3 separate regions of the Mus musculus genome follow, and all the other regions are linked to region 2. A link is a loop called in an ENCODE intact Hi-C map of the cell type or tissue named here. Cell type or tissue: heart. All regions are shown on one strand. Each heading gives the region's core, and the rest is flanking DNA. Links, peaks and the distances in the headings are about the cores only. Region 1 overlaps Snrpb (small nuclear ribonucleoprotein B). Region 2 has its middle 7.6 kb from the start of Gm39933. Region 3 overlaps Tmc2 (transmembrane channel-like gene family 2).

The links. Peaks named below come from ENCODE experiments on the same cell type or tissue, not always from the same donor. Only the 100,000 strongest peaks of a DNase experiment are listed, where the experiment ranks them.
Region 1: it touches region 2 in a loop (8-fold over the local background); 13 of 42 quality-filtered maps call a loop at or near these places.
Region 3: it touches region 2 in a loop (3.0-fold over the local background); 18 of 42 quality-filtered maps call a loop at or near these places.

What each region holds. Positions count from the first base shown.
Region 1 is chr2:130,162,726-130,173,662 of GRCm38, reverse strand. It overlaps Snrpb (small nuclear ribonucleoprotein B), which reads left to right. Exons shown (of 7, transcript NM_009225.2): 4 at 1-56; 5 at 489-627; 6 at 935-1,060; 7 at 1,720-2,027. The coding sequence ends at 1,730. Among named protein-coding and RNA genes, the nearest start is that of Snrpb, 11 kb to the left of the region's middle. In heart, for the core only: CTCF peaks have their summits at 5,594 (motif pointing right) and 7,042 (motif pointing right); no DNase peak of the experiment used is centred there.
Region 2 is chr2:129,899,147-129,910,083 of GRCm38, reverse strand. No RefSeq gene overlaps it. Among named protein-coding and RNA genes, the nearest start is that of Gm39933, 7.6 kb to the right of the region's middle. In heart, for the core only: a CTCF peak has its summit at 5,116 (motif pointing left); no DNase peak of the experiment used is centred there; H3K27ac peaks cover 1,597 bases.
Region 3 is chr2:130,242,747-130,253,683 of GRCm38, reverse strand. Tmc2 (transmembrane channel-like gene family 2) reads right to left here. Exons shown (of 20, transcript NM_138655.1): 13 at 10,541-10,690; 14 at 9,058-9,186; 15 at 5,702-5,769; 16 at 4,823-5,062. Among named protein-coding and RNA genes, the nearest start is that of Nop56, 26 kb to the left of the region's middle. In heart, for the core only: a CTCF peak has its summit at 6,542 (motif pointing right); no DNase peak of the experiment used is centred there.

The DNA.
Region 1 (10,937 bases), core at 1,328-9,327, 260 kb before region 2:
AGGCTCCTGCAGGACTTGCTGGGCCAGTCCGAGGTGTTGGAGGGCCATCCCAACAGGTGAGGTATTGGAGGAAGATACTAGTTTCTGGTAGCCAAAAGGATAAGGGCAAACCCACAGCTTGGGGAAGAGTCCAGAATGACCAGTCTCGTGGATGGCACGATTATCAGTTATTGCTATATGAAGAGATGTACAAAAGGTATTCTGGTCAACTGAAATTAGGAGAATGTTCCCGTGACATTTCTTTTTCCATGTCACCAGTTTTAATTAAAAGTACAAGTGCTTTTCCCAAGTTGGATTGGGAATCCTTAATATTAATATCAGGCCAAGAGACTGGACATTGAGCACTCAGGCTTCCTGATACATAAGACTTGTACATGGAAAGTAATGGCATGAGCTGTAGCTCTAGGACTTGATGATGCTCAGTGCAGTTTGGGAGAAGAGTAGGAAGCTGCACTGAAGATTGCTTTCATTCCTCTATATTTCCTTAGGTGATGACCCCACAAGGAAGAGGCACTGTTGCAGCTGCTGCCGCTGCAGCCACAGCCAGTATTGCAGGAGCCCCAACTCAGTACCCACCTGGTCGTGGGGGTCCTCCTCCACCTATGGGCCGAGGAGCCCCTCCTCCAGGTGAGTATCGTCATCAAAGGACACTAGCACTAATTAGTCACACAATGCCTTAGCTGGATTCATGATGAAATAGATCCTTGACTGAAGCTGATGATGCGTCTGTGTAATTAAGCAGGATTACTCTGAGATCCAGCCTGGCTGACTGAACTGGGAACTAGCTGGACAAGAGCCATTAGGAACTCCACTCTGGCTCAAGGGCCATTTTGCTTGTGAGGCTGAGAGGATGGACTAGACCTTCTGACTTGGTAGACAGCTTTGTATGTTTCCTTCCATCTTTTAGAAGGTCACCTGAGCTCTTCTCTTCCAGGTATGATGGGCCCACCTCCTGGCATGCGGCCTCCCATGGGTCCCCCAATGGGGCTCCCTCCTGGCCGAGGAACTCCAATGGGCATGCCCCCTCCTGGCATGCGGCCTCCTCCTCCAGGCATGCGAGGTAAGTGCCTAAAACACTGAGTTTGGCTGCTTTTCCTAGAATTTACTAGGGCAGGAACTGGAGGTTTGCTTTAGACCACATCCATTTTGGGGCCTCAAATTCAGGGAAGTGAGCTCTTGGAGGATAGCTATGTCCTGAAAGTATCGAGGAGAGGTAAGCATTTAACTGGTTGGCTTTGTTTCCAGAACAGAGATGTGTTCATGGCTCACCCCAGATGAAGGTGTCTGAGATCACAGTAGAGACTGTCTGATGCCCTTGACTAATTTAGGAGTATCTCTTTTGCTGGTCATGGTGGCCTATGCTTTTAATTCCAAGACTCAGGAGGCAGATAGATCTCTGATTTTGAGGTCAGCCAGGTTGTGAGACTTTCTCACCCCCTCCCCCCAAAAAAAGAAAGCCCAGAGGGCATCTTGACTACCAGCCCTGTGTTCTTTCTATGAAGTCTTCATAGTAGATCTTAAGATAAGTAGTGGTCAAATTTTATTACTTTTATGTCTCTGATTTTTGCATTTGTAGTTTTTTTAGACGTAGCTTCAGGAATGTCTCCAAATAGCTCTCTATGTTCCTGTAGTCACTTGATAGCTACTTACAGAGTCGGGAAGTTGGGGGCTTGAGTTATAGATCAGGCACTGACTAAAAACTTGTTTCTCTTGCTTTAGGTCTGCTTTGATCTTCACACAGCATTATGTCAGTAGCTCAGAGGCGATGTGGACCCTGTTCCCCAGGGTCAGGTTACCACAGACCTGTTTGTTTGTTATGCAGTTCATGGAGTCTCCCTGGATTGTCTGGTTTCCCTTTCAGGGCTCCCTCCCTGGGAAATGTGCCCTCCAAGGCCCTAGACTCATCTTGGTTCTCCTCAGCTCCTTGCCTGTTTCCTTCCCAAAAGGCTGTATGTACATAGTCCTTTTTCTCTGTGGCCTATGAAGCTGGTTTATAATAAACTAAGAGACTGTTATACATACAGTTGATATATTCATTTGTCTTCTGAGTGCCTAATAGTTAGAAAAGGTTACCTTGGAAATTTAAATCCTACTTTTAGCTGTTTCCCACTAGTATATTACTGTTGGGACTAAAAAAATTACTAAGAAAAGGTGAATCAGTATGAAGCTTTTTGCCTACCAAATGTAAAGATCAGTTTGATGAAATAAATATCATCCCTTGGGTATGAAACAAACACTAAAAGTGAAAATGCTCTTGAGGGGTTGCGGGTAGCTTCCGTTTAACTTTGTCTCAGGGCCGCACAGCATATACTGTAACCAGACTTGTTTGTAATGGGATTGCCAGTTTGTTTGGATGAAGAGATAGTGAGCAGCATTAAGTCTTGGTACTTAGTGCATCAAGACTAGTGGTGAACCATGGAGGTGTTTGGTTTCTTGGCATGCAGTGGTAGTTCTGAAGTCACATTAGCAGGGGTGAAGAGTCAGTGATCAGTCCCATTATCCTTTCATGATCAAACTGGGAACAGAAGGAAATTCTGAATAATAAAAATCCCTCAGCTAAGGCTGGGGGATGTGGCTTAATGATGGAATGTTTGTCCAATATGTGCAAAGCTAGATTTGATTCCCTGCACTGTCAGGGTGGGGAGTGGCTGCACAGCCAACATGAAGCTGCTGCTGTGGCTGTTCACTGGGTGCTGGAAGCTGTAGTTAGGGCAGTGGGAAGAAGACGTGTGGCTAGGAGAGTAAGGAACTGCAGATGATAGGATTGTGTGTCCAGGAAGGTGCAAGTCCATAGGCAGCCAGTGAGTGAACACATTGAGCAAAGTTGTAGGGTAGAAATGGATACAAGTTTATACCAGTGTCAGTCTGGAAAGGAAACTAATAGTTGGGATAGTGAATTGAGTTCTCTAGAACAGAGCTTACAAAATGAATTATAGAAGGGGTTTATTAGATTGGCTTATAGACTGTTGTCCAACTGCTCCAACAACGGCTGTCTATCCATAGAAAGTCCAAGAATCCAGTAGTTTAGTCCACAAGGCTGGATGTCTGTTTTCAGTATTCACCACAATCCCAAGGAAGTGGCTCTCTTGCCAGCAAGAGTAAGAAGGCAAAGGGCAAGTTTCTGTTTTTCATGTGCTTTATATAGGTTGTCAGCAGAAGGCCCAGATTACAGATGGATCTTTCCACCTCAAAAGATCTGGATTAAAAGTGGGTCTTCCCAGGTCAAGTGATTTTATTAAGAAAAAAAATGCCTCAGGTGCACCCAGTTTTTAGTTAATTGTAAATTTAGTCAAGTTGACAACTAAGGTTAGTGATCACAGATAGCAACCAGAAGAATAGGCATCAAAGAGGTCTAAGGTTTCTGAAAATGAAAAATTGTGAAAGGAAATGAGGAAAGATGGGTTGGAACATGATTATTAAGCGAGTTATACCACTTAAGTGAGTTTGATTCTCCTAAGTCTAGTGGAATAGTTAAAAGAAACATGCTAATTTTGTGTACCACAGGGAGTCTTGAACAGCCACAATTTTCAAAGTAAGATGTTTAAGGTCTAGGTAGCTGTCAAAGCTGTGGTAGAGTACAATAGCTGCATCTAGGCATGGGCTGAATAGAGATGGGAATTGAGAGACGCCCTGGACTATGGAGGTAAGCTTGAAGGTAATTAAAAAAAGCATCTCAAACAGGTAATGTTGAGACAGGAATGACCACAGACCTCTACTGCACTCCATTCTCCTCACTCGACAATCTAGAAAAGGTAAAAAGATAGACTGAGTATAAGGAATACAAACCATTATTCACTATTTATGATGGTGGGTTTTTAGGTTTGACACTGAAAGCGTAAGCAACAACAACAACAACAAAAGTTGCCAGGGACTTCATCAGAATTGTGAAATTTAGTGTACCAAAGGATGAAGGGAAAAATATTTGCAAAACCAGTGACTTGAAGGAAAATGGAGTCCCAGCATCCAGTGCTTGCCACTTCTCTGGGTGTTCGTTCCTTTTTGTTGTGTTTTTATATACTCAAAAATATTTTTTTTTATATTAAGATAATTTATGTGGGAGTATCTTGGCGGGTGTATGTTCCTAAGTATACTCTCCCTGCCCAGTTTCTCCAGAGGTTATATTAAGATAATTTATGTGGGAGTATCTTGGCGGGTGTATGTTACTAAGTATACTCTCCCTGCCCAGTTTCTCCAGAGGCCAGACCAGGTGCCATATCCCTTTGTGAGTCACTGTCGATGTTAGGAACAGAGCCTAACTCCTTTGCAGGAGCAGCCAGTGCTGTTAACGCTGCACCGTGTCTTTAGCCTAGCCTTTAATTATTTAAAATTAAATGTAGTGTGTATATGTGAAAGTGTGAACCGTGGTGTGCACATGGAGGTCAGAGAACAACTTGTGGGGGTTGTTTCATTCCTTGGTCTTAAAGGGTCATCTGGCCAGCACTTTTACCTGTTGAACCATCTTAGCAGCCCAGAAAGAGCTTCTCTTTGTTGCAGTCTTGGAGATTGAACCTGAAGACCTTGGCCATGGTTGGTAATTGCTCTACTGCCGAAGCCATGTCCTCAGCCCTCTTTATTTTGAGACGGTGTCTAAGTTGCCCACTTTAGCTTTAAATTTACTTAAATTCAGACAGACCTTAAGTTTAGTCCCCACTTGCCAATTCCCGAGTAGCTGGAATTACAGGCTTGCGCTGTCAAAAACATCTCAGATCTTTATATATAAACATGATGAGTGAAGTACCACTATTAACCAGTTCTCTGTGACTGGACAGTTAACTTATTTTTTTTTCACTAACAATGAGATGGCTTTAGCTAATTAAATGGAATTTGAGTCAAAGGATGTAAACATTTTAATTATCAAGAAAGTTGATTAAAGTTAATTTCCTTGAAAGTGAGTCCATTTGCCCTGTTACATTGTTAGACACAACTGACAGTTTACTAGGTCCTCCTTAGAATTGGCAGTTATCAAGGAAAAAGTCTACTATGGCAGTTGGTATGCAAAATTATATATGTATTGTTTCTCTTTTGCACTGTGAAGTTAATGTCATCGATTGTGTTGAGGAAAGGTTTGCGGAGATAATCACCTATGCTGACGAGTCTTTATAATGATTGCCACTGGTCCTCTAAGGAGGACCTAGTAAACTGTCAGTTGTGTCTAACATGTAACAGGGCAAATGGACTCACTTTCAAGGAAATTAACTTTAATCAACTTTCTTGATAATTAAAATGTAGACCAGGAGTGGGAACACTTTGGGAAATTCATATTCTTGATTTCTTTTTAATAACCACAAATCAGGTAGTCATGACTTAGAGTATATGGAAATACTTTTCTTTGGATTTTCCAAATTATTAGCAGTATTTCTGATTTAAAGTCTGGTGTTAGAAGTAAGGAAATTGCTGAGTCCAGGCGCACCTACCAGTAATCTATCTCAGGAATGAGTTGCTTATGGGAAGAGCCTGCTTTGAGAGGAACAAAATGAAAGGGGAAATTTACACTGAATATCATTTGGAGCCTTTTAAATATGTACATTACCAAGTTTTGAGAATCAGATGCATTTAAAATGATGAACTTGGAAAGTCCAGATCCACCAGGAGGCAGCATTGCACCACTCTGTGAAGAAGACTTGGACCTCGAGTGTGGGCCTGGATGCCAGGACTTGGAGTTTGTGTCTGTCTCCATTTCTCTCTTCGTCTTTTTTTCCCCTCCACTTTCCTTATAACACTTTTTCCCTTGCTTTAGGAGTCAGATCTGTAGCTTTAGACTTAGCTATGGAGTTGTTTACTCTTGTGTATGTTATATCTTTCTTTCTGTTTAATAAACCAATGTTTAGCTGGGCATCAAAAGAGAAACAAGTGCATTGCCAGAATTCCTTACTAAGGGCTCTAAGCTTTACTTACAGAGTGGGTTGGACTAACAGACTGAGAGTCAGTTTTAGGTGGGGGATTTTTTAGTAAAGTTGAGCATACACATATTCTATGATTTAGCATTTTCATACTAAAATATATGCCTGATAGAAAAATGTTGACATAGTCTCAAAAAGACAGACATGAGAATACATGCAAAGCCGTATTCATAAATTGGACACTACCTAAATACATATCAACATTAAATTAGACAACTTGTATATTTGTACAGTGGAGCATCTTACACCGTGGGTCTGCAGCAACACATGGCAGTTTGAATCTTCTCTACAAGTTGTCAAGTAACAAATGTCAAAGTTCAAAGTCAAAACATATGAACAATGTATAAGAACTAACTTCTGTGACGGAGGAGCCGGACTGGATAACTTGACACAGCACTTGCAGGGGGCTGGTGATGCTTTATTCTTGATCTGAGTCCCGGTTCCCCTTGTGTGTGTGTGTAGGGGGGAGGGAGTGGGAGAAGGGGAGGGGGAGGAGGAAGGAGGAGGGGAGGGAGCGGGGGTGGGGTGGGGTGGGGAGAGTTGGTTTCAGGGTAGCCTCAAGCTCATCTTCCTGTCTCAGCATCCTGAGTGCTGCATATTTCTGACATGAATAAATTTCTGTGTGTACATAAGCCCTAAAGGGATTGAAGAGCCAAGAGATCTTGGGGGCAATCTAAAGAGGAGTGCCATCATGGGAAGTGTGTTGCTGTCCAGATGATAGTGGCTGGTATTTGTCCGCTCTTGCTATGTGCTCCTAATGTAAAGCAGTGCATGTATATTTATTGAGCACCTACTGTGTGCTAGACACCATTCGTTTCTAGGCAACTCTGCTGGGTCCACAAGAACGAACAGAACAGAACAAGCTCCTGTCCCGGAGGAGCCTGCATTTTAGTGGAAAGTGAACGGATATGCAAATGAGCGATGCTGAGTAATGGTAATCACTGGAGGAGATGGACTGTCTGGGATACCGTTCTGCTTCATTATAGTCGACTGGAAACAAGATGAACAGGTGCCTGTAGGAAGCTAGAGAGCTTTCACTCAATACAGAGGTGCTGGTCTTGCTGTATAAAACAGCTGGAAGGTTTCCTGTCAGCTCCAAATCCACTCTCCCCTTTTTTCTTCTCAAGACAGTTGTTTAGGTTTGTCAGTAGAGGGTGCTGGAGAGACATTGTCAGAAGAGACTGTCCCTTTGCAGCCTGGGTGATTTCTCTGACACCAAAACTTGGCAGGAAAAGGGGCTTTTGTGATGCACAGCGGGCACTGGCACTAGGCAGCTTCCTCTGGCACACTTGGGGGGGTGGTGTCATGGGGTCTGAGGGAGGAGGTTCCTCAGTAGTGCTTTCCTCTGGCAGATGTGTAGCAAGTTCTGATAATGAGATGCCCAGTGGCTTCTATACTGAGCCACAGCCTCCTTGTCCAGCCTGGCCTGGCTCTCAGGCTTGGTGGTGATGGTGGACAGGGGAATATGCCCTTCCTTGGACACTGTCTCAGCCATAGACATAATAGCTGCTCTAGAAATCTGCACTTTCGCTCTTCGCTGGTGCTATTTCTTACTAACGAATCACCACATAGCTCCTGTGTCCCGAGGACACATGGCTGATGCAGGAGTAAAATGAGAACCACAGCTGAAGTCAGAGGAGCCAGGGAACCAAGAGTGGCACTTGCTTTCACTGGGAGTGGGATGGGTACCTGTGAGATAGAGTGTCCTAAGAAGGGATTGGGGAGGCTGAGAGACACAGGAAGGTCCATTGACAAGGTCCCTGCAAAATTCCTAGCAAGATGATGGTATGGGTCCCCGTGGAGGTGGTGATGATGTGAGCAGGGTCTGCTTGTCTGTGATTAGAATTTGCGGTTGGAATTATTGAGGTGAAGAAAAAATAGGGACAGTAAAAACTCAAGGCTTTTCACCTTAGCAGATGGAAGAACAGAGTTTCCATTTGTATTTAGTTGGGATAGGGACAATTCTGAGATTCAGTTTTGGGTAGATATAGGGTTTTCATCTTAAAATAGATTGACCTAGGAGCTTTGGAATTTTTTTTTTTTCTATTGTATAAAAACTGTGTGTTTGGTAAAAATGACTCTTTGGATTTCAAATTTTGACCTGCTCCTAGTCTAGTGTGTGAAGTGTTGACAGCAGCTCTCAGCCTCCATCAGCGGCACAGTCACCAGGGCAAATAACCACGGGGCAGCCCACTGTGCTGCATGTCTGCGCTTTGGAGGTTAGGGCAGTAAATGTCTTCAACTTCTGAAACAAATTGAAGCAGCGTTGGAGTTTACTAATGAATAGTTCTAGACAGATTTAAAAATGAGTATACACAGGTCAAGAGCATCATCATCTGGTGATATTTTTGCAGTGAGTTGCTTGGGTTGTGACTGCAAAACAACTTGAGGGGGCATTGACCTACATTCCACATACTAGACTGGGGAGCATCCATTTAAGGATTCCTGTTTGACTTTAGTAAAAACAATGAAAATGAAGGGTGGCTTGGGCTAGAACTGAGGTCTCTTCTGTAGACTGAGCATCGGCTGTGAGGAGAACAGGACACACAGCACATGGCATGTTCAAGGCTGGTAAGATAAAACTAGAGAAGCCCGTGTCACAGCTAGCCTAAGGTTTCCATACTAGCTGGGACAACTAGATAGACCAGTCAGCAATCTCAAAGAGCTGGAAGATGAAAGCCAAAGAAATGCTTGTATATACTGGGGATAAAGGGAGCTTCATCCAGCTCTACTGCAGGGATGCATTCTTTAGCCCAGAGAGCTCGATAAGGCTGTGAGCAGCCTTGAGTCTCTTGGTATACCAGTTGGCTACTCCTCCTTCAGTAATGTGAGGTCTTGAAAGTAAGAAGGAAGGATGATGTCAGCTTGGAAACAGCCTGAGCTTTTAACGTGTTCTTGAGACCTAGCAAAGGATGTGGGATTTACTGGCTCTCTTCAATTATACGCTTGCCTATATAAGTTATCATCTCGGGCATCTTTGTCAGAGCAACAGAAAACCGATCGGCAGCAATCAATACACAAGTCTTTTAGTGGCTCAAGATTTTAGATTTAGCAGACATAGACTTCAGTTATTATGAGTGTGTTGATCTGTCAAAACTGTAGTCAAAACCACAGTGCTACACACGTCCTTCAAAAACACACATGGGACATTCTTGAGGATAGATCATGCTGGGCAGTAAAATAAATCCCAATTACTTTTTAAAAGTAAGATTGTTGTTTTGAAATGACAGTATATTCACATGTAGCTCAAACCAAACCAAACCAAACCAAACCAAACCAAACCAAACCAAACCAAACCAAACCAAACCAAACCAAACCAAACAGTACAGGGAGATCCCCTGTATCCTGTACATGGCTTGGCTCAGTGGTAACATCTTAATGCTGTAGGCCCATATTACAGCTAAGATTTCTGTTTGATGTGGTCATGACAGAATAGTCCTAGGAGCCTCCTCTATAGCCACACACACTCCTCCCACTGTGTCATAGATGCTGGGCAACTGGAATCTGTTTCCATCCCTGTTATTTTTTCATCTTAAGACTGTTTTAAATGGTATCATAAAGCCTTTAGAATTGTTTTAGGTAGGCTCTCAAATCCTCCAGGTGGCCTTGAACTCGATATGTAGCCATGACCATGTAGCTGCCATTTTCCAAATGCTAGGATTACAAGCATGTATCACCACATCCAGCTTATGCAGGGCTAGAGACACAGGGATTTGTGCATGCTAGGTAAGTACTCTGTCAACTAAATGACAGCCTCAGCTCTAAGACTACCTTTTAAAATAAAAATTAACATAATTCTATAGCATTCTTTCGGGTGTTATTGATGTCAATAGTTCCTTTTCAAGACTGAGTAGTATTCCACAGTGTGGGTACACTACAAGTAGTTTATGTACTTACCACATACTTAAATACTTGAAGGACAGACATGTAAATTGTTATTCTAGTTGAGAGTTATTATGAATAAAGCTGCTGTAAGCATCCACATACAGATTTTTGTGTGAACACCATTTCACATTAAATAAACAGAATTACAATAGTTGGGAATTGGTTTCAATGCTTTGTCTTAGTTTGGTCCCCAAAGCCACGCTCTAGTCCTGAGGGACCCTGCCCCCAGCTGGCTTTGATTGGTAATAAAGAATTGCTGTACAGCCAATGGCTGGGCAGGGAGACAGAGGCAGGACTTTTAGATTTCGTGGGCCAGGGAAGAGAGAGGAGAGACAGAGAATCACCACGATGGGGAAGCAGAAAGATGAAACTTAAAGTCCCACTGGCATGTAAGAATCTGGGAAAGTGGCCCCTAGGGTCTGGGGTAGCTGAGGGGAAATATAGATTTTAAAAGATGCTAACTCAGGAATACCAGAGGGGGGTGTTTGCTAGCTTTGGGGAGGTTTAGAAGTGCTTAGCCATTGAACTAGTCAAGGCATATCAAAATTAGCTGGCATGCACCTGAGTGTGTGTGTGTGTGTGTGTGTGTGTGTAAGCCCACGCTTGGGTGTGATCCTCAACCATTCTTCATCTTGCCTTTCAGTCAGGGTCTCTCTGAACCTGGAGCTCAGCCATTTTCCCAGTCTGGCCACAGACCCCAGGGAGCTGCTGCCCTAGAATCGGTGTTACAGGCTCATGCTTCTTGGTCTTCATGTTCCACTGAGTGAGCTTTCTGTCGTCTTTTAGTTGGGTGAACATATTCAAGACAGCAGATTTTGGGTGGCCTTGATGTCTGGACTTCCTCAAGGGGAATTTGTTTCTGAGGTTTTTGTTTTAGACATGTGCCATATTCTGTTACTTCTGTGTTGGTTCCCTCCTCACCCCTGACCCAGACTTTTGGCTAATATATAACGGTGAATCTGGAGTAAGCTCCCGTCTCCCCAGTGTATGCCGCTGTGGGTTTCTGTTGTTAGTGACTTTCTTGACCTATTCTGTAGAGCCATGTGTACATCCCGGAAGCTTGCTGTATTAGCTGGTAAGTGCCTTGAATGGGAAACTCCCAGGCTTTATCATGGTCCTCTGTGTGCTGAGGCATACCTTCATTCTTTGGCA
Region 2 (10,937 bases), core at 1,817-9,816:
TTTTCTTAATTGAAGTTCCCCCCTTTCCAGTGACTCTAGCTTGTGTCAACTCGACATAAACTAACCAGCACAAAGTGTAATAATGCAGAACTTAAATAGCATTTACTGCGTGCCTACTGTTGTTCTGGGGACTTTATAATACTGTCCTAATTGTGTTAGAGGTACTATTGGCCTTATTTTTCAAAGAGGCAAGGTTAACTTTAAGTGCAGAGGGGCTAAGTGACTTGTTTACAGGAATCTAGAAGCAACAAACATTTACTGAGTCATGCACCAGAAACTAAGCCCAGGAAGTATATACTCTGTCCCATTTCCTTGCTTAATACTCAAAGTAGCCTTAAGATATTACTATCATTGTCGTTTCTTTCGGATAAAGCCTGAGCCCAGAGACCATACCCTTAATCACACACTAGGTTGCCAAGAGCAGGGGAACAAAAACAGACTGAGAGTGAGTGGACTCGGAATACCATAGAGATCTAATGTTGATCTCAAGGAGCCAGGATTGCAGCCCAGAACCCAGGGCAGAATGCTGTGCTTTTGAGCTACTGCTCTCTGCCCTTCGCGAGATGCACTCATGTTCTATGCCCTCCGCACACCGAAGCTGAAGCCATCGCCACCTGCGTGAGCCACCCTAACCAGGGGAGGAAACGCGCCAGCCACTAACACCTCCTTCACCCCTCTCCTGGACGCAAGTATTTCCCCACACCCGCAGCCTTTCGCACATCCCTCCCTCCTCAGCAAGCTATGGTGAACCCAAGCCTCAGTTGCCATGGTGAAGGATGCGTGAGGAGCCGGAAGAGGTGGGGCCATGACCAGGACCCTCGAAGGGTCAGTAAAGCCGGCTGAGATGCCTTTGAGTTGCCATGGTGATACAAGCTCCCTACAGGCGCGGGAAGGCGCTCTTGGGTAGCAGTCTGTTCTCTTAAAGAGGCAGAGAAACTTGGCTTAGTCCTGGGGTTGCCATGGTGATGCTAGAGTGGCGCCGAAAGAGGCAAGGTCCGCGGCCCGCAGGGTCGAGCACGCGCCGGGTTTGATATTCTGTTTACTGTTCCTGGGAAGGCTCCCGGCTTTATCATAATCCTACTAACGACAAAAAGTCTTGATGGGGCAGCGACTCTTCCTGGGCTCTGCCAATTCCAGATTGAATCGACCCGAAGCTGCACAGTCCTAGTTCACATCTCTTGTCAGTGCCGGGAAGTCTCCTGTTGCCATAGTGATGAGTGATCCAGCACCTTGTCCTTGCTTGTGAGTTGGAGAAGCCCAGGAAACCCTTATGCCGGCCCTGCCAACACCCTGGACCGGGCTTAAGGAAGACAATCTGCTGCTTCCCGGACCACTCATGACTTTACTCTGTCAGTGGATGTGCAATAGTGTAATAGGTGGACCGAACCCTGACACTGCGGAAATACTGACTGTTAAGGCCACTTAGTTTTATAGATATCCTACAGAGTATTTAATGTCTCCCAACTCTTGTTATTACATGTGGACCTAGTACTACTATTATATGTTGTGCCATTTTGTGGGTGTTTGGGGGTGTGCATATGCAATTTTCTTTTTAGAATAATTTTTCAAAACTAAAATTACTTTGTCAAAAGACAGATGCAGGGTTTTTTGCTGTTTTGAGACAAGATCTTACTGTGTAGCCCTGGCTAGCCTGGAATGTGCTATGTAGAATCCGCTGGCTTTGGACTCATAGAGATCTTCCTGCCTCTGCCTCTACAATGATGAGATTAAAGGAGTGAACCACCACAACAGACAATAAATGCAGTTTCAATATTTGTGGATATGGCTGAATTGTTCTCCAACGACATTAGCAAATTACATACCCTCCCAAACTAGAATCCAATACTTTGAGTTAGAATTATATAGTGATGAACTACTTGAAGTCTTTTCTAGAGCCAATGTTATTAGTACATTTAATGCTTTCTTTGATCAATTGTTATGCCACATTACACTATCCAATTCTATTTATTTCATAATAAAGATTTTGTAGGCTGAGTTACTTTGGCTTCTGTCATTAATTTTCTTGCTTCCATGTTATTGGAAACTAACAGACGAGGGGGTGATCCTGCCACTCAGAAGCTGGCCCTCCACAGCTGGGCCATGCTGTTCTCATCTTGCACAAAAAGAGCATTATAGAAGTCCATCTGTGGGAAAGCCTGCTTTGGGGACAAAGAAACAGAACAAGCCTATTTATAGTTTTGGCTAAGGCACAGACAGACAGACAGACAGACAGAATCTTGTCACTCACAAAATACCAAATATCTCCCCTACCTGGGAGAATTAATGACTGCTACTTCTGTTACAAGTTTCAATGTTATCTCGGTTCCAATTTGCTATAGATTTGGATTTATCGAGGTTCTCGTGGACATCCAATCTACAGCAAGCCTAGATTCCATAGACCCTTTCAATCCACCCAACCAAACTCAAACTCAGTAGTGCCACTAACACCACTAAGTGAAGGCACCACGCAGTTCTCTCCTGGTGTTCACTTTCTTCTAATATGAACAACTCCTTCAATGTCAGGTAAAGAGGTTTTGGTGGTATCATGGTTAGCAAAACTGCCTTCAGCTACACGGACCGTGTTCCTGGTGGGCTTTGGTTAGGAGATACTGGTACAAGTTCCATCTCCTGGGAAATTTTTGTAGGTCTAGAATCTGTGACTTGGCAGTCTTTTATAAATGTTTAATAAGACTAAATTTACATAGGCTGTTTTACACTGTATTGACTACTTCAGTCAGTTGGGGTTTCTCCCAGTTGGATTTTTGTTGTTGTTGTTGTTGCTGCTGCTGCTGCTGCTGTTGGGTTTGTTTCTCAATTTCCAGTAGAGGTTTTTTTTGTTTTGTTTATTGAGACAGCGTTCCTCTGTAGACCAGGCTGTTCTCAAGCAGAGATCCACTTGCCTCTGCCTCCCACGCTGGGATTCAAGGGGATTAAAGGCATGCACTACCACAGCCTGGCTCCAGTAGTGTTCTTAAAAGGTGACTCTACTGAGATAAAAACAAAAAGTTAGCAAACACAGTCTTTTTGACATTGTATCTATTCCCTTCAGGTGCTCAAGCATATGTGTGTGTGTGTGTGTGTGTGTGTGTGTGTGTGTGTGTGTGTGTGTGCTCGAGCGTGCAATGGTGCTCATGTCGAGATAGAGTCACTTGTGTCCTTCTACCTTATGGGCCTTGGTGACTGAACTCAGACCATCAGGCTTGACATCAAGTGCCTTTACCAACCAAGTGGTCTGGTTCAATGAGTTCTATGTCCTCAAATAGGCTTATGGTTTGAAGGAGAAATACTCCTGTCCTGTGTTTGAAGACTTGGTCTGCAGCCGGTGGTACTGTTTTGGAAGGTAATGAAAGCTTTAGGAGAGAGAGCCTTGGTAGAGGAAGAGAAGAGCTTGACTGAAGGGAGTTAGTCATGGGGTGGGGTCCTTGAGGATTCATAGTCTGGCCCCACTTCCTGGCTTCTCTGTTCATGAGATAATAGAGCCAGCTGCCTTCTGCTTCTGCCGCCAGACTGCCCCTGTATGATGGACTGTACTCTCAAACTGTAAGCCAAAAGAAACCTTTCCCTCCTGAAGTTGTTAAGTTTTTGTTCACAATAAGAAGAAAAGTAGCAAACGTTGTAACATAATCCAGTATGACCTGGGTGGAGACAGGGCTGATCTGCACAGGGATACACAGGAATAGTCGAAGGTTCAGTTACTCAGCCAGCAATACTCTCTGATGGCAGCCCAAGACTATCACAAACCCAATGTCCAGATAATAGGATACTTGGGAAATAGGTTATAGCGCAGTCATCCTATAGGAAACAGTGTTACTCCAAGATACACTCATACAAGTTCAAAACTTTGACATTGTGGAGAGCTTCATTTAATACTCTCTCCTTGATTTGTGAAAGTTACACTGCATTTACAAGTGCTGACACTGGGCTTTGGGAGGCTGCCATGATATTGCCTTCACAGTGGAGACAGGGCATTACTGGAGGCAAGCCTTCAGTGGGGCAGCAACTGCAGCCCCACAAATGCTGATCATTTATTTGTCTCTAGTATTTTAAATTATCTCAATTTCATAACTTTGAGATTCATATCAGTGAGTTTTGAGTTCTTGTAGTACCTGTGTACCATGACTTAACATAGTGACTATCTTCACAACAATTTTACCCTGCTGCCTGAGTTAAGTTTTTAAATTACTGTAATAAAAAGCAACTTATAGAAGAGTTTATTTGGTTTGTGGTTCCAGATGAATAGAATCCATGGTGGTAGAGGAAAGTAACTAAGACAAAGCTGAGTACAGTCAATCAAAATGTGTGTCACTTTGGGTTACTGAGCATGGTCAATCAAAATGTATGTCACTTTGGGTTGCTCAAAAGATAAGGTTGGGGGTGTAAAAATGCTCTGTATAGCTGAACTTGGGGCTTAGTGTTTTGAACTGATGTCCCTTGAGCCTGTTATATGGATACAATAAACTGCTTCCTGGCTTCCACCCTTGGGTGTCTCTCCTTGGTCTCAGCCTTTCTGTTGCACTAGCTAGGAAATGCAAGAGTGCTTTCATCTCCCACCCTGGGGTGCCGGCTTCATCTCCCCTGCACTGGGGTGCTGGCTTCCCTGGGCACAAGAACAGAGACTTGCCTGGCACCAACGGACCACTGAACATGTCGGAGATTGGCCATTCTGGGGTCTAGGGACATCTCTAAAAGTGGAATGGAGCCCAGCCCCAGGAAGTAGGTCAGGGAACCTCTCCCATTAGACTAGAAGAAGAAACTCGGTTCAATTGGTTTTGGATATCTGGTTAGCATTTCTTTGGATGGAAAGGACAATTGGTTGATTACCTTCTAAGAGTCCTTGAGCTGTGTAAATTTATCCGGGAAAACACGGCTCTCCAGTGACTTCTAGGCAGTAGGCAAGAGATTGTAGTCATATGGTTATGTGTGTCTGAATAAACTGAATGGCAGTATCTGATCTGGGGGGAACTTTTTCCCTCCCGGAGAATTCAGATCCAAGTTCGGGTTTATATGAACCTGCCATATGCCAAGAGGCTCCAGGATGAAGCAAATGAAGCCCTACCCAAATAGTCCTCACCCTTCTCTTTTCCCTCTTATGTGTGAGTGCCACCTACTGGGACCTAATGAGAGGACAACAGAATAACCCCACACTCTTAGACGAATGTCAAGAAAAGACGTTGGGGAAATGTAAGGTCGAATCAAACTGTCTCACACAACATTCTGGGCCTTCTGTAAGATAGGCTGTCCACCATCTGGGGTGGATGATTACTAAGGAGTCATTAAAAAGGAAAGAGCCAACAGAACGCTCAAAGTTGTCACAGTCGGTGCAGGCCTTCCTCATCAATGCTCCTATGTAGATGGATGACAAAATATGGCTTTCTCTAGTTCGTTCTCTCTCTCTCTCTCTCTGTCTCTGTCTCTCTCTGTCTTTCTCTCTGTCTCTCTCTTTTTCTCTCTCTCTCTCCCCCCACCTCCTTTTCTCTCCCGAAAGCCTATTTAAAGGGGAGCTTTAAAGTTATATTGGCCTGGGCAATGACTTCCTTAACTGCCCTTAGTGTACAAAACAACAACAACAACAACAAAGATAAAGATGAGAACAAAACCACAAAAGCTTAAGCTAAGTCATAAAAGGTTTAAGTAAATTATACAAGGTTTATAGAGTACAGGATTTAAGAATGATAGATGTTTAATGTTTAAGGTTTATTAAAATTCTTAAAGTTATAATGATCCGGTCATGGTAACAGATATTAGCTTTGTTAAACTTTGGCCACTTGGGAAAACTGAGCCAAAACAAACCAAGACTTCTTTAAATTCTGCGGATTGTTTTGTTTCCTATTCACTGAATGTTATACATACAGAGTTTAAAGCATAAGGCTGGTGATGCTGTTCTTCCGAGTGTTCAGCAAAGCTTGAAAGTCTACAGCAAAGAGGATAACAGGGTCTGAGAGGACATTCAATACCTTTGTCTTTGAGATTCATGGTGACCCAGGACTCAGGGGACAATGAGACACCTCTGATAAATTGCCTGTCCTTTTGATCAGAAAGGTCCTGTAGTCTCCAGAGATTAGATTCTAACCAATGTGCATCCTATGATATGGGAAGTCACTAGGGACCTCAGGCTGTGTGTGATACAATACTTAAGATGAGTATATGGGGGAGATACACCATTGCTATACAGATATGGGAGGAATATGTGACTCAACAATGAAAAAAGGGGAAATTAAAATAAAAAAAAACCCTAAAATATATACTGATGGTTCCGGACCAGGTCTTTGGATAGACAGGGATATCTCCACTCCCTGCTGCTACTGCTGATAATGTGGCTAAAATTATCTGTCTCCCTGCAAGTTACAAAAGGGAAAATGCTGTTACTGCCAAGGGTAACCACAGAGCAGACAGAGAAGCAAAAATAGCAACTTTAAAAAGTAGGTAGGGGGATGGAACCGCCGATATGACAAGCCACATTAACTCCCAGGCTATTAAGTAAATGGGACCCCAGTTACTCACAACAGGAAATGACTCTGCTGAAGACTGAAAATGGGAACTATTTGACCTTTAAAGATGAGAAGATAGCCATCTCTGTGGCCATGGCCCCTGCATTTGATAAACAGTCCCATCGGGCACTCACATCATCCTGGACAGCCCTGGAAAATGTGTTTGGCTGAAACTTTTACACTTCTTGGCTTTCCAGAATATCCCCATATATTAGACACACGTATGCATGTACATGCGCGCACGCGTGCGTACACACACACACACACACAGAGTCAGTCCCAGTCTGGGTCTAGAGTCCCAAAGGATTCCTAAGAGCTGCTGGTCTTCAATCTACATTGGAATCCTGAAGAAGCAGGTTATAGTACCAGCAAAGGAATTCCTGAGCAATAGGACAAATGAACTTGCCAACAGGAATAAGAGCAAGCAGGCAGGAAGTAAAAGCTTCCTTCTTCCATACGATGTGGCCCAGACTTAGGGTGGATCTTCCCATCTCAAATGATCCAATCATGAAAATCCCTGATAGGCACCCAGCTGCTTGAGTTTTAGTTGATTCCGGATGTAGTCATGTTGACAACCAAGATTAGCCATCACAAATCCATCCGTTTTCAATTTGACACAGTCACTTCTTTATGTCATCCTTAATTTACAAATGAAAACAATAACCAGATCATAATTTCATGGAACAGGATATAACCACCCCACATATGGCACAACATGCATGGCTAAGGAATTGGTCTGACTGAGGTGACAGCGAATGAAAAGACAACATATATACATACAGAAAAGGCTGGGATTGAGGGGGGTGTGCCCTGATGCAACTGCAGCAGCAGCAGCCCTGAAACTCAGTACACAGATTATATTCAACACAGTACATTTATTCTATACAACATAAAGGTATTGTATAGAGGTGGGTTAGCTAATCTTGGTTGGAAGCCTCTATAGAGGTGCAGTCTCAAGTTGCAATCTTGAGGAGGAGGAAGCTGCAGTTGATAATTTCTGTACACCCTGGTTTAGCTAATGGTTAGCCATTTGTCAGCATCCAGAGTTGGACCAGGGGAAGGCTTTGCCATTCCTCTGAATTTGATCCAGGCCAGGCTTTGCCATCCCCATGGATCCGAGGCATCGGGGTACTTGACAGAACATGCTCATATCAACAACATACATGCACTCAGGACTTTCACCTTTTCACAATCGTAAATGCATTATATATTTCTTCAAGGAATATATAATGTTCTTCAATGAATAGTTAGTATTTTAGTGTCCTATAACTTAGACATGATAATAGCCACAGATATTATTTCAATTGATGTTCCATGACATGAGAAAAATGAGTAAAGAAAATACAGTATTTCCTTAATATATGTGTATATGCACAAACACATCCTTAGCAAAGCAGGACAGAAACAATGCTTATTACAAACTGGTCATATCACCTTAGCTGGTATTTATAACCACCTTTCTCTATTATCCTTCATCTGCATGTATTTCTTTCATCTTCAGCAAGTACATCAGCAGGTCTTGGTTCTTTTCCTGAAGGAGTGAGACATACCTTCATTCTTGAAGAGTCTGGGACCTTTGTCATCTAGCCTGGATTAGGCTGAGTAGTTTCCCATTGACTTTAGTGGCAAGACATCTTAACAACAAGAGATGCCCTGAGTACTCAAGACACACTCTTCCTTACCTCTACTGTGAAGAACCAACTCAATTTTTTTCTTGGAAGTCTGGATCAATTGCTCCCCCTAACAGTGTTATTTCTTTTTTTATCCTGTTGGTTTAAAGGCATCAGGAGCCCAAAGTAGCCAGAAGGAAGTCTGAGCTTCCAGTTCAATGGAATATTTGTCATATTTCCTGGCAGGAGAGCTCCCCAGTCTGAAACCAAAATTTCTAGGCCAGCAGAACTTAAGATCATTGGAACAGGAAGCAAAACTTTTCCTGGGGGTCATTAGGGATTGTGAGTGGGATAATTCCCATTTCCACCCTTGGTTCCTGCCCCCATTAAGCCTGGCTATAGACACTCCATATATTGCACTCTGGAGAACCCCAACCCTGCCCTCCAGGCTACTGCCACCTAACTGGCACTGTAACTGTGTCTTCAAAAGGCCATGCCACTATATTATCAAGCAAACTGCTTCATTATGGAGAACCTGGTAAGCCCTATGGATTCCATGAGCATGACTCCACCATTGCACTTTAATGGCTCTGAAGTGAGTTCCCTGATATGCAATGATGTATGGAATACCATGGGGGTGAATAAAGCCCACAGATGGAAGTCTGGCAAAAGCATTATGATCAAGAAAGGCAAATCCATAATCATAGCAAACATCTATTTCAGGAAAGTGACAGGTTTTTCTTCCATAATGTGGTTCAACATAGTCAACCTGCCACTGGGTCACTGGCTAGTCATTCCTGAGAATGGTGCCATAATGGGGGCTCAGCGTTGGTCTCCACTGCTGGTAGATTTAGCACTTAGCAGCAACTATAGCCAGGTCAGCTTTAGTGAGGGGAAGTCCGTGTTGTAAAGCCCATACTTAATCTCTATCTCTGCCACCATGACCACTTTGTTCATGGGACCTTTGGGCAATGACAGGAATGACTGGGGAAAGAGGCTGACTGTTCAGAGAATGAGCCACCCTATCTACTTGATTATTGAACTCCTCTGTTGAAGTTACCTTTTAATGAGCATTTATATGGGACAAAAATGTCTTTAAATTCTTCAGAAATTTGAAGAAATGTATCCAAATAATTCTCCAAATGTCTTTCTCACCAAAATTTCCAATCATTCTCTTTCCAAGTTCTTGACTATTAACCCAGTCCATTGGCTACAGCAAACAAATTATTCATTATTCAGCAAACAAATGCATATCTAGCCATTTCTCCTTTATGATGGTTTGAATAAGATTGGCTACCATAGGCTCATATACTTAAATGCTTAGTCACCAGGAAGTGACACTATTTGAAAGAATTAGAAGGATTGGGAGGTGTGGCCTTGTTGGGGGATGTGTGATCCTAGGGGTCAGCTTTAAGGTTTCAAAACTCCATGCCAGGTCTAGGTTATCTCTCTCTCTCTTTGCCTAGGGATCTGGATGTAATTCTCTGGTACTGGGTCAGCATCAGCCTCATTCTGCCATACTCTCTGCCATGATGACAATGAACTAAACCTACGAAACAGTGAGCAAGCCTTCAATTAAATATTTTCCTTCATAAGAATTGCCTTGGTCATGATGTCCCTTCACAGCAATAGAACAGTAACAAAGTCATGCTTACAAGCAAAATTATATGACCATGTACACTGCCTGAAGTTCTACCCACCATGAAGGGCACTTTCCCTTTACCGGTGTCTTTCAAAGTCATTTGAGAAAAGGATGGTAATGCTGTAGCTGTCTACTTCTTGGTAGTGCCTGCATAGTGTGAACCACCAGTAAAGCAGGGTTTAGTGTTCTCTTCCTCAGTATCCTAGGACATACCCCATGAGGCTATATGTGTATGCTTAGGAGCAGATGACATCTTAGTAGGAGTTGAAACCAAAGGCATTTGGGCAACCTCTTTACATAACTTCCTTGTGCCTTCGGGACCTGCTCAGGTCTGATCACATATATACAATTTTCATTTGATAATGGATTTCTGATGTTCACATACTACTTTCTGGCTTGGTGGGTTATATAATACTCATGATGGGTAGCTCAGGTCACATGGTAACTTGGTGGCCCCGTTGTCATAATTCAGTTTCCACTAAGGCCCAATAGCTGGCCAAGAGCTGTCTCTCAAAAGGAGAATAATTTGTTTGCAGATGGTGGTAGATCCTTGCTCCAAAATCCCAATGGTCTTCTTTGTGATTTATCACCAGGGGACGGATAAAGGCTCCAAAAGTATCCTCAGCTATTACAAATACCTCAGGTACATTGGGTCTGATGGATTATATGGCCCAAGTAGAAGAGAAGCCTATTGGCAGCCTGGACCTGTTCAGGAGCCTTCTCCTGTTCTAGACCCAATTCAAAGATAGCAGCTTTCTGAGAGTCACTTGGTACATAGGCCAGAGTAACACACCCAAGAGGGCAATGTGCTGACTCCAGAATCCAGACAGGCCCACAAATCATTGTGCTTCTTTCTTAATAATAAAAGGGATCAGGTGCACTGATTTACCCTTTACATTGGAAGGAATATCTCTGTGTGCCGCACACTACTGCACTTAAAGAAATTTCACTTAAGGTCAAAAGTCCTTTAATTTGGCTTAGATTTATTTCCCTTTCTCTAGTGTACATATTCATTACCTACAAATTCATAGTGGCTGCTACCTCCTGCTCACTTAACCCAATCAACATAATGTCATCAATATAGTGTAACAGTGTGATATTTTGTGGAAGTGACAAATGATCAGTATCCCTTTAAGCTTAAGTTATGACACAGGGCTGGAGAGTTAACAAACTCTTGAGGTAAAATTGTAAAGGTAT
Region 3 (10,937 bases), core at 1,993-9,992, 340 kb before region 2:
CCAGAAGTCTGGAATGGTTTCATTGGGTTAACCTAAGGTGTTTGTAGGGCCACAATCCCCTGAAGGAGGCCATAGAGGAGTGCATTCCTGTGTCCCTTGGCTTAAGTCCCCTCCTTTCATCTATAAAGCCAGGGATTATCACCCTGCCTTCTGTTTTTATTTGATGGAGTCTCCCTCTCATGGAGGGAACTAACTGTGGTGGGCTGTTGTCATTCATGGTAGACTTGATTTATAACAACTTACTCTTTTTTTGTTTTTGTTTTTGTTTTTTTGAGACAGGGTTTCTCTGTGTAGCCTTGGCTGTCCTGGAACTCACTTTGTAGACCAGGCTGGCCTCGAACTCAGAAATCTGCCTGCCTCTGCCTCCCAAGTGCTGGGATTAAAGGTGTGCACCACCACGCCCTGCTAACAACTTACTCTTATATTTACTAGTCCAGTCCCATGATGTTGAGGTTTGGCCTGTTGCTATTTATTGTAATGCTAAGTGCAGGCCCCCAAGACCTGGTTGTCTCAGAAACAAGAGAGTCCACACTAGTCCCAAGTAATGCTGCATGACCTTGCTATTTCTGACCAATGTGACCAAGTTATTTATGACTGGTGACTAAAGATGCCAACAGCCAGTAGATGGGCAGAAGAGACATAGGCAGGTTTTAGGGTTCCCAGGCTTGGGGTCAGAGAGGGAAGCCACCATGAGTTAGGTGAGTCATGAAATAATGGCCTTGTGGGTTGGCTGATTGGAGTTAAGAGCAGCCCAGTTGAAACATGGCAAATTATATAATAGGATTATTGGCTGGGAAATAGACATAATAGCAGAGGATAAATATCTGCCTAGCTGATGAAGGCTTTTTGTAAATATAAAGGTGGTATGTCTTTTATCCAGGAACTAAGTGGTTAAAGGCAGGGTAGAAACCCTGGATTGGGTTTAAATATTATACAACACTATGAGTGAGAACTCGCTCACAATCATGATTGCTAGCCCAATGTCATGAGAGGATGGCCCTACTGCCATTTAATTGTTTCACCACCTTCTAAAGGTCAGGCTTTTCTCAAATTGACATAATGGCAGCTGAATTTCAACATTAGTTTCAGAGGCAACGAATTATGCTCCAGCCTAGAAACTTGCAAAGTTTAAAATATACACTATCAAGTTCCTTACAGACAAAGTTAGCTGATGATTAGTAGAGTGCCTCCCACATGATGGGGGTATTATAAGCACCTTATATCCCTCATCAGTGACTGTCACACAGTAGACTTTCAGAAAACTTTGGCTACCTCCAAATCACTACCTCTGTCTTCCCTGGCAACCATGTGGTTATTTGGGGCTCCTTGGCTCCTTTCTTCCTTTGTGTCTTCCTCCTGGTCAATTGCAAAGAATGCTGGCGCAATTTCAACAAATCCAGAAAGAGAGAGAGAGGGAGAGGGAGAGGGAGAGGGAGAGGGAGAGGGAGAGGGAGAGGGAGAGGGAGAGGGAGAGGGAGAGGGAGAGGGAGAGGGAGAGGGAGAGGGAGAGGGAGAGGGAAAGGATTAAATGAGAGCCAGCAGGTCTCCCTCACAAGTAGAAGAAAACAACAGACCTGAGCTGCAAACACAGACAAAGGATTTTGGGGCTAAAAGTGGAATTATCTAGGTTTTTGCAGTAAAATTCAGCTAATTTAAAGAGTATATCTAAGAGCCAACTCTCTAACTGACCAGTTTTGAACTCTGCCCAGGTTCATTTCCTAAAGGACGGGAATGATTGTGGGGCAGCGTGTCTCTCCTGTGACCAACACTGCAGCTCTCCCTGAAATTCCATGTGCTGTAGGATTGCCTTTACCCTTCTCTTAGAAATAAGGGAATTCATGAGTGAAGAATGAACAGGCATGAACACATCATGTTGTTCACATAAAAACCAGCAGCAGCATGCCTCAGAATTCCAGCTATCATAGATGGGTCTAAGTCTGCTGCAGACAACCACAGTCTTGGTTCACTGGCCGCAGGAAAAGCCAGAGCCCATAGTCAAACATTCCTAACTCCACCTTACTGTGTCCCTGAGTCACATACCTAGATATATACACAGCAAATACCTATGAACTGCTTTGGAGGAAACAGATCAAAGACTGGCCAAGATGTAGTCCGTGTCCACAGACTTATTCCGTGGCAAGATATAGAGTGTTTTAAAATTTTGAATGAATTTTTAATTGAAATTGGTATATGGTTTCAAATAAATCTTCAGATTTTTATGAGGATCTGAAAAGTTCATAGTGATGGGCCATATTGTTCATGGTGACAGCTGGCTGAGATGACCACCAACTGTCCTTGACCTGGGCAGAGCTCTGGCTTAACAGGGTCACTGAGATTCCTACTAAAGACCAACATGGTCCTTTAAGTACTTTACAGATAACATCAAACTAGATCCTCAGAACAACCCTATGAACTTAACGTCACCAGCATTCCCGTCCTTTAGGAAATGAACCTGGGAAGAGTTCAAAACTGGTCAGTTAGAGAGTTGGCTCTTAGATATACTCTTTAAATTAGCTGAATTTTACTGCAAAAACCTAGATAATTCCACTTTTAGCTGTGTAGGTAGGCTGTTTTCCACTTCAGCTACTCAGTCCTACTGCTGAAATGAAGAAGTACCCATGGAGTTTATGAAAGCACATCAACATGGCTGTGCTCCAATAAAGCTTTATTTACAAAGCCAGATTGTCTTTTGGATTTGTTCCGAAGGGCTTAGCTCGCCAAATCTCATTTGTGATTGTATGCTATGCACTGCTAATAATCATCACAAACATTCATGTTGCCTGCCAGGATCCTGAGACATTTAGTGTGGTCCAAACCCTAACTTCTTCCCTGTGCAACTGAATTTCTGTGAGTCGGCCGTCTACTTTGAACATTAACCATAAGGCAGCTGTTTTCTTCCAGACACTGAGTATAACACGGTGAGAAAGGAAGAAAACACCATCTCCTCATGGACCTTCTGTCCGTTGGGAGAATGTAATAAGATAAACAAGGCAGAGGCACAACATGTTTGTCTGTTTGTTTTTGAGATAGGGTTTGAATTTAAACCCAAGCTTCTCCACCTTAGCCTTCCGAGTGCTGGCTTATTGCCAGTGGCCATCATGTCCAAAAAAGAACACATGATGGGAGCCGGGCATGGTGGCACACGCCTTTAATCCCAGCACTCAGGAGGCAGAGGCAGGCGGATTTCTGAGTTCGAGGCCAGCCTGGTCTACAAAGTAAGTTCCAGGACAGCCAGGGCTATACAGAGAAACCCTGTCTGGAAAAACCAAAGAAAAACCAAACAACAACAACAACAACAACAAAACCAAAAACCAAAAAAAAAACAAAAACCAAAACCAAACAACAACAACAATACCCCCCCCCCCAAAAAAAAAAACCCCAAAACAAGAACACATGATGGGTAAATAGGATATAAACAGAAGTGTGTGTGTGTGTGTGTGTGTGTGTGCGCGCGTGCATGCAAACACAGGTGCATTTCAGCTGAGAACTCTAGCAAAGCTCTCACTGAGAAGTGGCCTTTGTTAGCTCAGCTTGGTGGAGATTATAACCATGTTTCTCCTATGAGTTTCAGGTTAGGTCTCTTTTCCTATGATCTGACAGAGGTTGCCAGGGACACCCAGGAAAGCAGATGTGGCAAAAGGGGACACATAAAGGAACAGGCACAACAAAGGCCAAGAAGTCATCTTTCCTGGGCCCAGGTGAGCACTGAGAGAGAGTGATGGGAGCACCTGCACCCAGGTGCTTACCAAGAAGCCAACTGAATCTTCCTTCATGCTGTTGTTCCCTCACTCTGGCATCTCTGCTCACCCACAGCTCTGTACCCTGACTGCTACCTTCTTTCCTCTGTGCAGACTCTTGTGTGGCTGGATCCTGCTCTGACAGAACACTCCACTGAATACCTCCTCTAGATATGCCAACCTCAAGCCCATCTTAAACGGGAGAGGAGACAACTGGCCTTCCCCACAGCACAGCACACTTCACACGCATGCGGGGCTGGCCCTAGAGTGGGTGAATGCACAGCTAGAGGGGACAGCTGCATTTGAGATTATGCAAGGCTCTTCTCACCTGCCTTACCCTGTTTCTGGTCTGTGACAGGTATTCAGCAAGGATGGGAACACTAGTTTATCCTTGAAAGCTGTTGTAAAATTCTCAAGGAGGACACAGAGAGGATTTCTAAATGAGACACCTGGTACAAGATAACATGCTCCAAATACCTATAGTCCTAGAACAACTTTTTTTTTTTTTTTTGAAGTAGAGGGATTTGTTTTCAGTGGGTCTAATATTTATAAAGATCGTAGGTACACATCATTGCTCAATCTACTTCCTTATATAACTACATCCAATCTCCCAAAGAACTTTCATTTATAACCAACCTTCAGTACTAGCAGAATTCTATAGAGTGTGGGGACCCGGTTGAGAGTCTCAGTCAAGACAAACTATTCCTGTTTCACATCTGGGTGGAGGTTAGACTATCTTCTATGATTTATCCTGTGCTAAGACAATCATATCAGACTATCTACTATTAAAAGGTTATACTTGTACCATCTAATATGGTAGTCAGCCACCTGTGGTTATTAAAATAAAAATTAATTACAATGAAAAAACAGGAGAAATTAGGTTTCCCAGTTCTTCATTTTGAGAATTCCATAGCCACAAGTAGCTGCCTGCTACCACATGGGGCATCTCCCTCCTTACAGAAAACTTACTGGATGGTTTTAGTGGTTCCCCTAAAGCCCCAGAGCCTCTCACAGGCTGGCATGACCCAGGACCTGTGGGTAGACTGCCTCAGGAGAAGAACTGTCCCCAGCAACAAAGAGCACACCTGAAGGGGCCACAGTCAAACGAGGGTGGGAGAGACATGACGGTGTAGGCCACAGGCAGGAGGCTGAGGAAGAGCACCAACAGCAGCAGGCCCATGTAGAAGTTGTTGGATCTGGAGGCTTTAAACACACGTTCGTGGGGAACGTTGCTGCTCATCACTGCCCAGCACTGGAAGTACATGGAGGTCAACAGGCGCAGGACATTGATGCCCACCAGTCCTGGAGCATAGAAGGAGCCCATCCTGAAAGGTCAGAGACAGGATACCTGGTTGACCTGGTAGCAGGCGAGGGAGGGCTAATAGAAGGTGATAGGACGGATGGGTGGATCAGGGGCGTGCAGTCAAGTTACTTTCCTGAAGGGCCCAAGAGCAGAGGCCTCCTGTTTAGCCAAGATATTTGCCATCAGGCTGGAGCCATCCAGTCCCCAAGAGAGGGAGATAACTCTGAGCACTCCTGGCTGGGACCCTGGCTAGGACTTTATCATTGCTTCCTATCGGCAGATCACATGGTCTCTGGCCTCCAGGAGCACCCCACCAGGCTGGTGTGGCTTACAGACAATCCTACAGACTCTGCGCAGCCTCCGGAGGAGGAAACTCCTTCCTTCCCTCTCACTTTCCTCTCCCCCATTTCCTCCGCCCTTCTGTTGCCCCCCAACCCCGTCCCCCGCTCTTCTCTCTCCATTCCTACTTTCTCTGCAACACACTGGTTACCTTTAGTTTTTCCGCTTCTCATCCTGTCCTGCTCTTTGGCTTTCTGATGAAAGCAGGAGCTGAGAGAGGCGAGGTGATTCGCTGGCCCCTCCCGGCTCACCGAGAGAAGTTGGATGCTCCAGTTCTTTGACTCCCCCATCATATGATCCTCAGGGGAAATAGGAAACTCACCAGATCATTCCTTGGTTGAAGATCAAACCCAACACATTTCCACTAATATCAAACTCGGCATATGAGGGCTGGAGAGAAAGGAAGGACAAGAGGGGAAGGGGGGACTGAGAGAGCAAGCGATCATTAGGTGACACCAGCTGGAGCCTGTCAAGTCAAGACAACTCACCCAAAATGCCTGCCTTGGGTTTCTTTCTTCCTGCTTTTTTTGTTTGTTTGTTTGTTAATCTTCAATAGTTTCACTATGTAGCTCAGGCTGGCCTCAAACTTATGGTGAGCCTTAGGTCTCAACTTCTCAAGCTCTGAGGTTAAAGCATCATACCCAATAGGTTCTGTTTAATAGGCTTTTGACATACATACGTTTGTTTGTTTGTTTATAGACAGGGTTCATGTAGCCCAGGATGCCCTCTAGCTTGTTATATAGCTAGAACTTCTGATTCTCTTGCCAACACCTCCCAAGTGCTGGGATTATAGGTGTGTGCTACCATACTTGGCTTAGGCAGTGCTGGGGATTGAACCCATGGCCTTTGGCATGCTGGGCAAGTATTCCACCAAATGACCTCTATCACCATCCTTGTTTTAAACTTTTTTGTTTGTTTGTTTTTGTTTTTCGAGACAGGGTTTCTCTGTGTAGCCTTGGCTGTCCTGGAACTCACTTTGTAGACCAGGCTGGCCTCGAACTCAGAAATCCGCCCGCCTCTGCCTCCCAAGTGCTGGGATTAAAGGCATGCGCCACCATGCCCGGCTTTGTTTTAAACTTTTAAAGAAAAGTTTTGAAGTTTTAATTAATTTTTATTTTATGGGTATAGATGTTTTGTCTGTGTCTGTGTACCACATATGTGTAGTGACCTAAAAAACCACAAGAGGGCATCAGATCCCTTGGAACGGACACTGTTAGCAGCTTTATAGGCTGGAAACTGAACCCAGGTTCCCTGCAAGAGCTCTTAACTGCTAAGCCGGCTCCTTGGCCCCCAGAGTTTTGAAGTTATTAAAACTGAAGCTGCTGGGTGTGGTGGTGCACGCCTTTAATCCCAGCACTTGGGAGGCAGAGGCAGGCAGATTTCTGAGTTCGAGGCCAGCCTGATCTACAAAGTGAGTTCTAGGACAGCCAGGGCTACACAGAGAAACCCTGTCTCGAAAAACCAAAAAAACAAAACAAAAACAAAAACAAAACAAAACAAAACAAAACCCCCCCCAAAACAAAAAACAAACAAAAAACCTGAAGCTTTTGAGGACAACGATGACGACAACAACAACCTGAAATTGTATCTACCTCTTCAGGCTGAAGCCTGACTCTCTGTTTTGGAAAGGAATTCAGCTCCTAAGGAAACATTTCATCAGTTTTAATCAGAAATGCAACTTAAGATTATAACCAAGGGAAAGATGTCCTCTCCCCATCTACAGCTCATTTAGAAAAAGTAATTTAAAAAGCATTTTATTTATTTATATTGCCTGCATGTATGCCTGTACAACATGTGTAGGCCTGATGCCCTCAGAAGCCAGAAGCAGGTGTCAGATCCCCTGGGACTGGAGTTACAGAGAGCTGTGAGCTACCATGTGGGTTCTGGGAATTGAACCCAGGAACCCAGGTCCTCTGGAAAAGTAGCCAGTGCTCTTACCAGCGAGCTATCTTTCCAGCCCCTACAGCTCATCTTTGGATAATGCTTTTCCTTACTGACTTGAAACAACATTTTTATGATAAATGGCCTTCCCCCATAGCTTCTATCAGTGTCTGTGCTTTGCATTCTGCTGCTTTAGCAAGGACGTGTATTCCAGTGCCAGCTTTAGTTATTACAGTGTCATCATTCTCTCTCTGTTTGGAACAGGGTCTCACTATATAACCCAAGCTAGCTTTAAGTTCCCGATCTTCTGACTTCTTCTTTTGTATGTATGTATACGCGAGTGTGATGTTTGCGTGTGCACACATGTGCACACCCATGTGTTGCATATTTATTCCTTTGAGACAAGGGCTTTCAGGGAGGCTGAAGCTAGGCTGGCAGTCAGCAAGCCCTAGCAATCCACAGTGTTGGGGTGACAGTGTACATGTGACCCTGTCTGCCTTTCTACATGGGCGCTGGAATCTGAATGGGGTGGGTCCTGTGTATGCAGCAAGTGCTCTTACCCACTGAACCACCATCTTTCCAACTGCCAAGCCTGGCTTCATATTATACCCTATTAGAGGGATGGTTTCTTTCTAAAGAGCTTTCCTATACATTCACATGCTTATTTTTGAGCAGATTTTCCTATAACTTTGCAATCTTGTGGAACTTAGAAATTAATTTGAAGACAGCAACACTGTCTTCCTATCAAAGATGTCATCACTTTTTAGGTCACCACTCTTTCACTATTGTTCTCAGGCACAGTCACAGGGTTTGTTGGTGCTGACGAGGGGTTGAATAGTATTATTTAAAACATATGCCAGAAGCCTGTACTGTGGCCCATAGGTGTCAGGCACCATGCTACAGGCCAGGGTGAGGGCTACATAAGTAATCAAGATGTGGAGTCTTTCGCCAGACGCTCAGTTAAGGAGACGTCCTTTTCCCAACTTGACTACTGAGAAGAACAGTGTGGTGTTGTGGCCCTCACTGGGCCAGCCTGAGGCTCCCGGAATTCATAGAAAGCCACCATAGTGAGAGAATGGCATGTGCTTGAGATGAGCATTTCACCAGGCAGTGTGGGGAAGAGGGGGTCTCGGGGAGGCGATAAGAGTCAGAGAGGCTTCTCAAAGCATAATTAGAAGAAGTCAGGGAAACGGCATCAGGTTCGTGGTTGTTCAGAGATTTCTAGAATGTTTATGTATCTTAAGATTTCGGCCTTTCTCATAGAAGTCAGGTAGTTCTCCATTGGCCCGCTCTGCATTGAAAAATATAAAAAAGCTTTCCCCAAAGCTGAATGCTTCTATTTTCTTTTTAAAAAAATTTAAGAACTCTTTTTATTTTAGTGCTTTATGTGTATTGTGTTTTGCCCACATGTATATCTGTGTACCACACAAGTGCCTGATGCCCAGGGAGGCAAGAACGGAGTGTTAGATATCTTAAAATTGGAGTAGTTGTGAGTTACCAAGTGGGTGATATGAATGGAGCCTGGTTCTCTGGAAGAAGAGCCAGTGCTCTTAACCACTGAGCTATCTCCTCAGCCTCCACGCCTCCATTTTCTGGATGAAGGTCACAGTGGCAAAGGCTGGAGTTGCTTTGGTGAATGCAAAGTGGACTCTTAAGTAAATATGATTAAACACTTCACCGAATGGTGACTTGCTTTAAGCATCCTCAGACATGAAATGCACAAGAGTGTATCTGAGTAGCAATATCAGAGAGGGTGGTGCTAGCACCTTAGTGAAGAACATAGGAGGAAGAGCTTACAAAACCAGCCTCGAGGTCCCAACACCAGCAGTGATTCATGAACCGGACAAAACAAGCTCGGAGGAAATCTCCGACCAAGATGGTGAGGTATGTTACCAGCATGTCAGACACGGTGAGCCTCATAAACTCCTGCAGGGAGGAACACGGGAAGATAGAAGTGGCCAGTTGGGAACTTGCCCACTTCCCTCAAACAATCATAGCTACATAATTCTCCCTCCCATTCACCTGAATCCATCCCTGTGGCCCGCTTCTTCCTGGCAGAGAGAGGACCTCAGACTTTGGAGAAAGTGTAATTTAAACCTCCACTCTATAAGTCACTAATTAATTAAATAACTTCAGAATACTATCTGAACTTTGAGTAGTCAGTAATAGCATGTTTGCTGAGTTATTGGAAGCCTTTCTGTCAAGTATGCAAATTGCCTGCTTTATTATCATTGACCAGTGCCCCATACTTATCATTGCCAGAATCTCTGGGCTCATTTTTTGCTTTTCCCATCTGCTCTGATATCCTGATTGTCCCCACTAGGACTGAATGTGACCATCAGTTACTTTGGCCAATACTTCCTACTAATCAATAATTTTTCTTGATTTATAGAGAAAATAAACCAAAGAGCCACATAGCAGAAACAAAAGAACAAGGTTTTCTCCATTTACATAGGGCATAAAGAACTGGTTGGTTTTTGTTTTTTGTTTGTTTGTTTGTTTTTTAATGGAAAGGAGCTGATAGGCCTCTGTATGTAGCAGTTTCCTAGGAGACCAAAACATTCCAACCAGCAATGAAGTTTCTTAAATGAGAAGGTAAACAATTCAAAGTAGGTTCAGGAAGTTCCTGAAACCTACCAAATTCACTGGGCTTCTCCTTCCCAGGGAAAGCTATAAAGACTGTTCAGAGTCACTCTTAAAGGAGGTGAGCTACAAAGAAGACCCCAAGTCCAGCTGCTGCCCATAGGAGGCTTACACCAACTGAAGCAAATGGAAAGGATTTCTTCAACTTGTTGAACTGCTTACAGGCTGTGTAGTGGGCTCCAGGTTCCCAGCTTTAATGAGCTGTCAACCATGCTAGGGTGAGCCTTGGTGATGCCCCTGACTTGACTCATTTCTGCTCCTGTAAGTAACCCTCACTGACACTCCTGTAAGAGACCTTCATAAAACTCATTGGTTCACCAGTTGGACTTTTGGTGGTGTTTATATTTGATCTGCTCTGAGCACACTATCTGGGGTGAGTAGCCATGTGTGTCACATCTCCTTAGGAAAAGTCTTGTCACTCAACAACTTCATCACAAGTTTAAAGACAGCAGATACATGTGAAGTTCCAGGAAGTACAGAGCCTGCTCTATATTCAACTTGGACCTTCCAAGGTGATTAGGAAATGCCTACTTGATGGACATTTGAGTTTTCAGGATTATTTCCCAAATGGAAAGACAAAAAAGGGACAACAAAAAACAGAACAAGGATCACCTTTTCAGAGAGCACAACTACTCACAATGCCCACAGCTGTCTCCCAGCAAGAACCTCTGGGCACATCTGCAGGGTGTGGTGGTGGCCGGGGCACACTCTCATTCCCACCTGAGGAATTGTAATAGTTAAACAGGGTCCAGTGAGTGATGTTCTTGATTTTTTCCTCATTAGAAAGCTGGAAGAAAAAATGACAATCTGAAGTTGGATGGAACTGGAGGTAGTTTAGCTGTTTCCATGGGAACAAGTAAAACTATCTCCCTGCTATCTGGCCTCCACCTTATCACTGGACAGTCTTCTCAGAAAAGAACTTCTCAGGCTTTCAATCCACCAGAGGGTGCAATGGGCTAAAGTCCCTTGATCCTTTCCATAAAGTTTTCTCCCTAAGTTAGCATCCACTTACCCACCCATCCATCCATTCATTT